Linked DNA regions of Homo sapiens: all the other regions are linked to region 1. A link is a contact called in ENCODE Hi-C or POLR2A ChIA-PET data. All regions are on one chromosome and are shown on one strand. The core of a region is the stretch at or near the end of the contact, and the rest is flanking DNA. Distances in the headings are between cores, read along the strand shown.

What was found. A loop is a pair of places that touch in the nucleus more often than their neighbours do. ChIA-PET counts read pairs that join two places held with the same protein, here RNA polymerase II (POLR2A). Pooled maps may share reads with other maps.
Region 2: a loop to region 1 is called in a pooled map, with 10 times the contacts of the local background. The contact joins the promoter of OCSTAMP here to the enhancer-like site in region 1. A Hi-C loop is called at or near these places in 2 of 37 single-sample maps with no recorded cell type and 6 of 50 pooled maps. POLR2A ChIA-PET finds 5 or more read pairs at or near these places in 1 of 52 experiments (activated T-cell).
Region 3: a loop to region 1 is called in a map of naive thymus-derived CD4-positive, alpha-beta T cell, with 12 times the contacts of the local background. The contact joins two enhancer-like sites. A Hi-C loop is called at or near these places in 1 of 168 maps with a recorded cell type or tissue (naive thymus-derived CD4-positive, alpha-beta T cell) and 7 of 50 pooled maps. POLR2A ChIA-PET finds 5 or more read pairs at or near these places in 1 of 52 experiments (WTC11).

Annotation. Positions count from the first base shown.
Region 1 is chr20:46,993,027-46,996,053 of GRCh38, reverse strand. The region is part of intron 2 of EYA2 (EYA transcriptional coactivator and phosphatase 2); the gene reads right to left. Among named protein-coding and RNA genes, the nearest start is that of EYA2-AS1, 93 kb to the right of the region's middle. Within about 2 kb of position 1,518, at least 2 of the 41 ENCODE cell types and tissues checked have a DNase peak (open chromatin) inside an H3K27ac peak, as active enhancers do.
Region 2 is chr20:46,549,369-46,552,229 of GRCh38, reverse strand. OCSTAMP (osteoclast stimulatory transmembrane protein) reads left to right here and starts at 1,576. Exons shown (of 3, transcript NM_080721.3): 1 at 1,576-1,713. The coding sequence starts at 1,670.
Region 3 is chr20:47,486,392-47,489,206 of GRCh38, reverse strand. No RefSeq gene overlaps it. Among named protein-coding and RNA genes, the nearest start is that of NCOA3, 14 kb to the left of the region's middle. RefSeq lists silencers at 1,233-1,292, 1,313-1,362 and enhancers at 1,573-1,622, 1,653-1,982, 2,583-2,652. Within about 2 kb of position 1,411, at least 9 of the 41 ENCODE cell types and tissues checked have a DNase peak (open chromatin) inside an H3K27ac peak, as active enhancers do.

The DNA.
Region 1 (3,027 bases), core at 269-2,768:
CTTTCCAAAGAAAACAGATAGGCTTAAGGGGTCAGATCCAAATTTAAATCTTGGCTGTGCTGCAATACAGCCATGAGACCTTGTGTCCTTCACCTCTTCCCTCTGAGTCTCAGTTTTCTCATCTGCAAATTGGGGCAATATCTTGCACATATGCAGATGGGGCAGGTACCTGGCAAATGGTTAAGTGCTCAGCACAGAGGAGCTATTATTAGCTTCCACTCTCCTGGGGGCCCTTGGTTAAGCCACTTAAATCCATGAGCACAATTTGAATGTTCACACTTTTTTCACCTCTCACTGGGAGGATTAAGAAGCTAATGATTCTGAAAGCAGCAACGGCTGTTATGTTGCCTAATTGGACCCCAGGGGCCGGCTTCTAAGGGATCCCCCAGTGAGATGAGACAATTTGTAGTGCCAGCGAGATGTCTCCAGGCAGGTCTCTGCTATAAAGGTAAATGTCTGTAAACTGTATCAGTTCATCTTCCTTGTGTGGGTGATTTAAATCACTCCCATACTAGGGACAGGGACAGCTGGAAAGACACCACACTAGGCATCCAGAAGTGGGTGCCCCAATTCTGACTGTCACTGAGAGGCTCTGTGACCATGAGCAAGCCCTTTGTCTCTTGCGGGAGGTGCCACTGAGGACAGAAAGGAATGAGGCTGCAAGTCCCAGACTGCGATGATTTTAGGGAGTCTATAAATACTCCCTCTTTGATTGAAATCGTTGCAAATTAATTTTATGTACATTAGAATCACAACAAGACCATCAAAGTCATAACGTTTCATTTCTGGAACTGGCTTAAGTCATCCTTTTAAAATGAATTTATTTCAAAGGAGTTGTTTTAAAGAAACAACAGGCCAGGCACGGTGGCTCATGCCTCTAATCCCAGCACTTTGGGAGGCTTAGGCGAGTGCATCACCTGAGGTCGGGAGTTCAAGACCAGCCTGGCCAACATGGTGAAACCCTGCCTCTACTAAAAATACAAAAATTAGCTGGGTGTGGTGGTGGGCACTTGTAATCCCAGCTACTCCGGAGGCTGAGGCAGGAGAATTGCTTGAACCTGGGAGGCAGAGGTTGCAGTGAGCCGAGATCGTGCCACTGCGCTCCAGCCTGGTTCGCAAGAGCGAAACTCGGTCTCAAAAAAAAAAAAGAACAAATTAGTACCAAGTGGCAGTAGAGGTGGTCTGAATATACGCCAGAAAGTGGCTCGAGACTATGACATTTGTGAGCTACTGCCATCAGTGGAAGCTCTTTACCTGTGGAGGCCACGATGGGATTAATAGCACCATTTCCTCCCACAAAGCGGGATTTCTGTTCTGCACAGGTAGAGGTTGTTCTGGGTGTGAACGGCTACAAAAGCCTTAAAGGTGAGAAGGATGAAGCTGACATGTGGTTCCCCAGGCCAGCACCTGGGCAAAGCTCTGGGCAGCTCAGCCTGGTTTGGATGAAATGAATCAAAACCCGTCAGCCCCGGGTTGGAACCGGTGAGACTGAAACTGAAAATGAGGTCTTGTCATGCCCAGGGCAGAGGAGGTGCAGGAAGTGAGAGCAGCTGACAGCCCAGCTTGTAGCGTAGGGTGGTGGTTTCACCTCTCCTTGGAAACAATGAGATTAGAGCATCAGTTTCTGAAAAATGCATGTGCATTTTAAAAGAAAAATTTTCCTCTATTCAGGGGAACTCCCCACCACCCCTTCCCAGAGACAGGATACAATCAATTCAAATCCATTTTTCCCTTGAATCATAAGGAATAATAGGTAATATTTCTCAAGTGGTTCCTACAAACAAACCAGGGTTACTGTGGCAAGGACTGCATGAGCATGATCTCTTTATTCTCCACAACAACGCAGTAAGGAAATTATTGTCATCAGTACGATGCAAATGTAGAAAATGAGGCAGGGGGAAGTGAAGGAAACTTTACTAAGGATTCAGAACCAATATCTCCCTAAAGTTATCTGGGTTCCTCAGCACCATTCTGTCTTCATCCACCTACCCCTTCACTCACCCAGAAATAATTTTTTAAGGATCTACCATGAGCCAGGCACTAAGTTGCATGCTAAACAGGAACAGAAATTTAAATATGCATATGTACATATGTTTGTATTAATATATGTAAAGTTTTTTGAGCACACTGCTGCCTCAGGGCCTTTGCACTTGCTGTCTTCTCTGTGCATACGGCTCTTGTTCTGTGTAGCCATGTGGCACCCTCCCTTACCTCCTACAGGTCTTAAGTGTTATCTTCTCAGGGACCTCTTTTCTAGCCACCCTAACAAAAACTGCAACCCTCCACTCTTGCATTCCTCATGCTCCTCCCCTGCCTTTTTCCTTCACAGCAAGCATCACTATGCAACGTGCTAAATACTTTGCTTCTTTATCGTCATTGTCAGCTTTTTGCTTTGTCAGCACCCTAGCGTGGGCTCCATGAGGATAGGGTTTTCTATGCTGTCTCCCTAGTACTTAAAACCATGCCAAGCACATGGCTGATTAAACATTTGTTCAATAAATGAATGAACAAATGAATGAAGGAAGGGGCAGTTCCTTTCATTAGGAAAGACCTCTCTGATGAGAACTGAGGGAGGGCTGGTCCTGCAGAGCCTGGGTGAAGACTGGTCCAGACAGAGGAAACAGCAGATGCAAAGGCTCGGAGGGCAGAATCATGCTTCTCAGTTAAAGCAAAGGAAAAGGGGCCAGGGGCTGGGCCCAAGGAGCAAAGGCAATAGGGACGGAGATGAGTTTGGGAGGCTTCCAGGGATAGACAAGTGGGGCCTGGTGGCCAAGGATAAGGAATTCAGATCTTGTTCTATACTTTTTAAGCACACTAAGTCCACTCCCTGTTTCAACTCATTTCATCCTCACATTGAGTCTGTGAGGTCGGTGGAATAATTACTCCCATTAAACAGATGGGGCAAATGGGTCTCAAGGAGGTTAGGCCACTAGCCAGGGTCCCACAGCTGGTAAGAAGCAGAGGTGGGAATGCAATGGAAGCCACTGGGGGGCTTCTTGGCTCCATGCTCCCTCCAGAATCCCCCTG
Region 2 (2,861 bases), core at 327-2,826, 440 kb after region 1:
GTGGGTACACAAGTTTGCTGCTGCTAGTCTGCCTCATGTACTTAGTTCTTTGCAGACCTGGTAGCTGGCCTAACATCCTGCAGGGGTGCACTGTCTGGGAAGTGTGTTAGGCCCTCTGAGGGTTCTGGCCACAGGTATTCCATTCAATCGCTGTGTAACTATAAGAACGTCACTTCCCCTATCCAGGCCGCAGGACATTCCCCTTCAGGCCTGAGAGTGACCCAGGCAACATGTCCTTATAAGGGAAAGTGGCTGTGCCCCTACTGGTCCATCCCACAGAGGGGGAGCCTGGGGGGCTCAGGGGAGGCCTGCTGGGAGTGATGGGGTACAGAGATGCTGGAGAGGTGTCTGCATTCCAGGTAGGAACTGGCTTTCAGGACAGCCTGAAAGCAGACCTGCAGGGCACTAACTGCAGAGGGTGTGCGTGGGGAATTTACATTATTGAGTACCTACTATTTGCAGTACCAGCTGTACTATGAAGTAATCACGAGGTCTGTGAATTATCCCCTCCACAGCAGCAGAGCCCAGTGGCTAACTGGTATACCCTGAAGCCAGCCCGCTGGTTAGAAATCACGGCAGTACCATTAATAGCTGAGTGGCGTGGTTGGCGACGTAGCTCTCTGAGTCTCAGTTTTCTGAGCTGAAGAATGAAAATAACATCTTTACCATAAAGGGATGTTCAAAGTAAGTGTTCAGTGAATTTGAAGAGAAATTGTTTAGAAGAATGCCTGATACATAGTAAGTGCTCAATAAATGTTAACTGTTATTTTCATTAACTATTTTTTTTTGAGACGGAGTCTCGCTCTGTGCCCAGGCTGGAGTGCAGTGACGTGATCTCAGCTCACTGCAACCTTGTCTCCTAGGTTCAAGTGATTCTCCTGCCTCAGCCTCCCGAGTATCTGGAACTACAGGTATGCACCACCACAAACCAGATAATTTTTGTATTTTTAGTAGAGACAGGGTTTCACCATGTTGGTCAGGCTGATCTCAAACTCCTGACCTCAGGTGATCCACCCCCCTCAGCCTCCCAGAGTGCTGGGATTACAGATGTGAGCCACTGTGCCCAGCCTCATTAAACTTTTTTTAAGGGGAGAAAACCAGCAGAGAGATATGAGGTCACCTGCCCAAGGTCTCATAGCTAGGGAGGGACAGAGCTGAGATTTGAAGCGAGGTACAAGTCAGGCTAAAGACAGGAAGGGGGCTGGGGAAGGAGACCAGAGCCACTGCTCCCAGTACTTGGCAGGGGTCTGATTATCACCTGTGAGTCCCAAGAGCAGGGATCAGGCTCCCCTTGGGGCACACAACTATGGAGTGGGAGGGAAAGGGAAGCTGTATGGTTTCTCTGTGCCTCAGTTTCCTTCTCTGTAAAATGGGGCTAATTCTACCTTCCTGCTACCAAGATTAGAGACATCGCTTGGAAAAGGCTGTCTTTTCCTCTTCCCACACCTTCCACCCGCTCTTGCTTGTGGGCAGAGGATGAGGCAGCTTGCCCAACCCTCTGGGAGGTGGGCCCCGAAAAGGGCGGGACAAGGCAGCCAGGAGAGCTTCATTAAAGAGTGGAAAAGCAGAAGTGGCAGGGATTCCCAAGTCCCAGCGATTCCCCCACTTCCTCTCCACCTGCCACAGCTGCCAGCGACCGCCCGCCTGAAACCACTGCCATTTGGACAGCATGCCAGGCCACCCAGGAGCAGCTGAGCAACTTGTCAAGACCGGGTAGGTCTGGGGACTTTGGACACTGAGGGCTACAGGTGAGAAAACAGTCAGCCATTGGGGGTGATGGATATGAACCCAAATCTTCAGCTCTGCCATTCCTTGGCTATGTGACCTTAGGCAAATCCTCAGTTCTCTGTGAGCCTCAGTTCCCCATCTGTGAAATGGAAGTAATAATGACATCTACAAGACTGTTGCCAGAATTGAATGAGAAAACACATGCTTAGTACTTGGCACCTGCTTGGCTCAGAGGAAGCACTCACTAAACAGCAGCTAGTTTCCTTGCCATTTTCAATACCCCGTGCAGGAATTGTCATCCAATATGACTTAGGACTGGCTTTCAATCCTTAAAATTGTTTTTATTATTAGCTATTATTCCAAAAGCTACTGTGTTCCAAATATTAATTATATAGTAGAAGGGGGTGTTTAGTCCCAAATTCAAATGCCTTCGGGAGCTGGGAAGGGGTTGCACCTGTGGAAGGCCACCTGGGTGTGCAGACGGACCCGTTCATTGATCAGCAGGATGCAGTCTGCAGGGCTGCTCCCCTGTCAAAGGTGGGTAGTGGATACTCAGCTCCAGCTACCTGTTGCAAAGGTGGGAGCTCTAACCCAGATCTTCTTATCTCTCAAGAAAAGCTGGAAACCCAGATTTTAATGTGAAACTTCCTTATTTCCAAATGGGGGCAGCTTACACACACACACACACACACAGAGTGGGCCACAATAAGGCACATTTGCATATGATTCAGCCTTTAGGGCTTCAAGGTTGTGACCTTCACTCCAGCCCCACAGGCCTCACTGCATCTCAGCTTCCCACTGTTCTGGTTCTCCCAACTCCCTATTTCCCGATGGTCAGAGCACAGGACCTTTGCACACGCTGTTCCTTCTGTCAGGGATGTCCAACTCCCTTCTTCACCCACAAACTGACACTTGTCCTTCCACCCCCAGCTGGAATGTCACCTCTTCCAGGGAGCCTTCCTGACTCCCAGGTAAAACTGGGTCACTCTCCATCTATCCCACCCCAGTCCAGGCCCAGGCATACTATGCTCAGAATTCTTTGTTAATGAACTTAAACTCTAATGGTCTATTTAAGTCTCCTCAATTAGACTGTGAACTCCTTTAGTGGGACCAGGACTTAATTCATCTTTGTG
Region 3 (2,815 bases), core at 162-2,661, 490 kb before region 1:
CACCATGTTGGCCAGGCTGGTCTTGAACTCCTAACCTCAAGTGATCCGCCTGCCTTGGCCTCCCAAAGTGTTGGGATTACAGGCGTGAGCCACCGCATCTGGTCTATATATATATACATTTTTGTAACACAAAATAAGGCCTATTATACACACTGCTTTATCTCTTTTTTTTTTTTTAACTTAAAGTATCTGGACCCCATTCTCCATGATGTGCTTATTTCACATTGCATGCCTGTAACAAGACATCCTGTATACCCCATTGATATATACACCTACAATGTATCCACAACTTCTTTTAAAAGTAAAGTATCTGGGAGATCTTTTTTAACTGTTGAATGTTAAGCAGCTTCATAATGTTTCACTGGCTACATGGTATCCCATCATATAGAGTTTCGGGGGCATTTAAAGGTTGGCTGACTCCAGCCCTGGAATAAAACACTTCCTTTTTTAAAAAATGAATTCGGGGACCAGGTGCGGTGGCTCACACCTGTAATCCCAGAACTTAGGGAGGCCGAGGCGGGCGGATCACCTGAGGTCAAGAGTTCGAGACCAGCCTGGCCAACATGGTGGAACCCCGTATCTACTAAAAATATAAAAATTAGCCAGGCGTGGTGGCGGGTGCCTGTAATTCCAGCTGCTTAGGAGGCTGAGGCAGGAGAATTGCTTGAACCCAGGAGGCAGAGGTTGCAGTGAGCCAAGACCGTGCCATTGCACTCCAGCCTGGGCAACAAGAACAGTGAAACTCCGTCTCAAAAAAAAAAAAAAAAAAGTAAAGAAAAGAAATAGTGTTTTAAAGTGATGACAGTAAGCTTATTTGAGAGGACAAACCCTCTATCAATGATTTAGTACTTACAGAGTAGGAACATGGAAGGAGTAGCCATGTTGGGGCATGCAAACAGTATCTATGCCAGAGGTGAATGTATAAGGCAAGTTAAGATTCTAGCTTTAAAAAAAATAAAAATTTGCCAGGCGTGGTGGCTTACGCCTGTAATCCCAGCACTTTGTGAGGCCGAGGTGGGCGGATCACCTGAGGTCAGGAGTTCAAGACCAGCCTGACCAACATGGAGAAAACCCGTCTCTACTAAAAATACAAAATTAGCCAGGGTGGTGGTGCATGCCTGTAATCCCAGCTACTCGGGAGGCTGAGGCAGGAGAATCACTTGAACCTGGGAGGCAGAGGTTGCAGTGAGCCGAGATCGCGCCATTGCACACCAGCCTGGGCAAAAAGAGCAAAACTCCATCTCAAAAAAAAAAATATTTTAAACCTTCTGGCTATTATCAATCAACTACATTGCAAACCTGTTAAGGATGTTACTGTACATGTCAGTCATGATGTCTGCCCCACTTACCCACAGACCCTTCTAAAGACAGAGCAGAAGTCACCTTCTTTGGTACCATGTGACTGGCAACTTCTGCTCACACCACAGCTGATTGTGTCAGACATGGGCATCAGCCCCAGGGGCAGCCAATGCATGGGCAGGGCAAGTGATTTATGAGATAGCTGGACCCAGAATATCTGGCCCAACAGGAACCAGGTTGACCTGTGAGATTGCCACCTGGGATGCATTTAAATTAGAAACTCCAGAGTAAATCAACTTGTTAAGAAAAGGATTTGAAGCTGAAGGTATAAAAGATATATGAGACAGGAGGGAGTAGGGTGGGAAATGAAAGAACAGAAACTGAATATTCAGAGCTAGGGGGTAGAGAAAAGAAACTAAAAAAAGCGCAAAGGTGGTCAGTTTCCAGCAATACAGCAGATTAGATAGCCTGAAACACTCAACCCCACCCGCAAAAACATCTGGAAATTCTGAGTAAAAGATAACAAGTACTCTTTTAAATGAATCACAGGGTTCACAGGAAAGAAAGGGAAATCCCCCATGTCAAAAAACAAAAATGGAACTGAAACCCAACCGGTAGTGTGAACTGATAGATACTATGCCAGAGGAGGAGGTGTCACGGGTCTCAGAAAGCAAAGACCTCCTAATGCAATGCAAATACAAGGGCAGGAAATCAGGCCTTGGGGCTCATGTAATCCAAAATTACAATATAGAAATCATCCTCCTGGAGCTAGGAGTCAACCCAGCAAGCAAAGGCGTACTTTCAGATAATAGCATGTTTGCACAAAAACCATCGAAAGATGAGCTAATAATTATTAAAGACACAAAAGAAGGTACCAAAATATGCAAACAGAATAATATCATAAAAAACAAAAAAAAACAAAAAACAAGCAGGTTTGATAAAGAACCTGGCTCAGGCCTGTAATCCCAGCACTTTGGGAGGCCGAGGTGGGCAGATCACGAGGTCAGGAGATCAAGACCATCCTGGTTAACACGGTGAAACCCCCGTCTCCACTAAAAATACAAAAAAATTAGCTGGGCATGGTAGCAGGCACCTGTAGTTCCAGCTACTCGGGAGGCTGAGGCAGGAGAATGGCGTGAACCCCAGAAGCGGAGCTTGCAGTGAGCCGAGATCGCGCCACGGCACTCCAGCCAAGGGACAGAGCGAGACTCCATCTCAAAATAAATGAATAAATACATAAATAAAATAAAAACTAATTTCTGGCCGGGCACGGTGGCTCACGCCTGTAATCCTAGCACTTTGGGAGGCCGAGGCAGGTGGATTGCCTGAGCTCAGGAGTTCGAGACCAGCCTGGGCAACAACGGTGAAACCCCGTCTCTACTAAAATACAAAAAATTAGCCAGGCGTGGCAGCATGCGCCTGTAGTCCCAGCTACTCAGGAGGCTGAGGCAGGAGAATTGCTTGAACCCGGGAAGCAGAGGTTACAGTGAGCCGAGATCACACCACTGCACTCCAG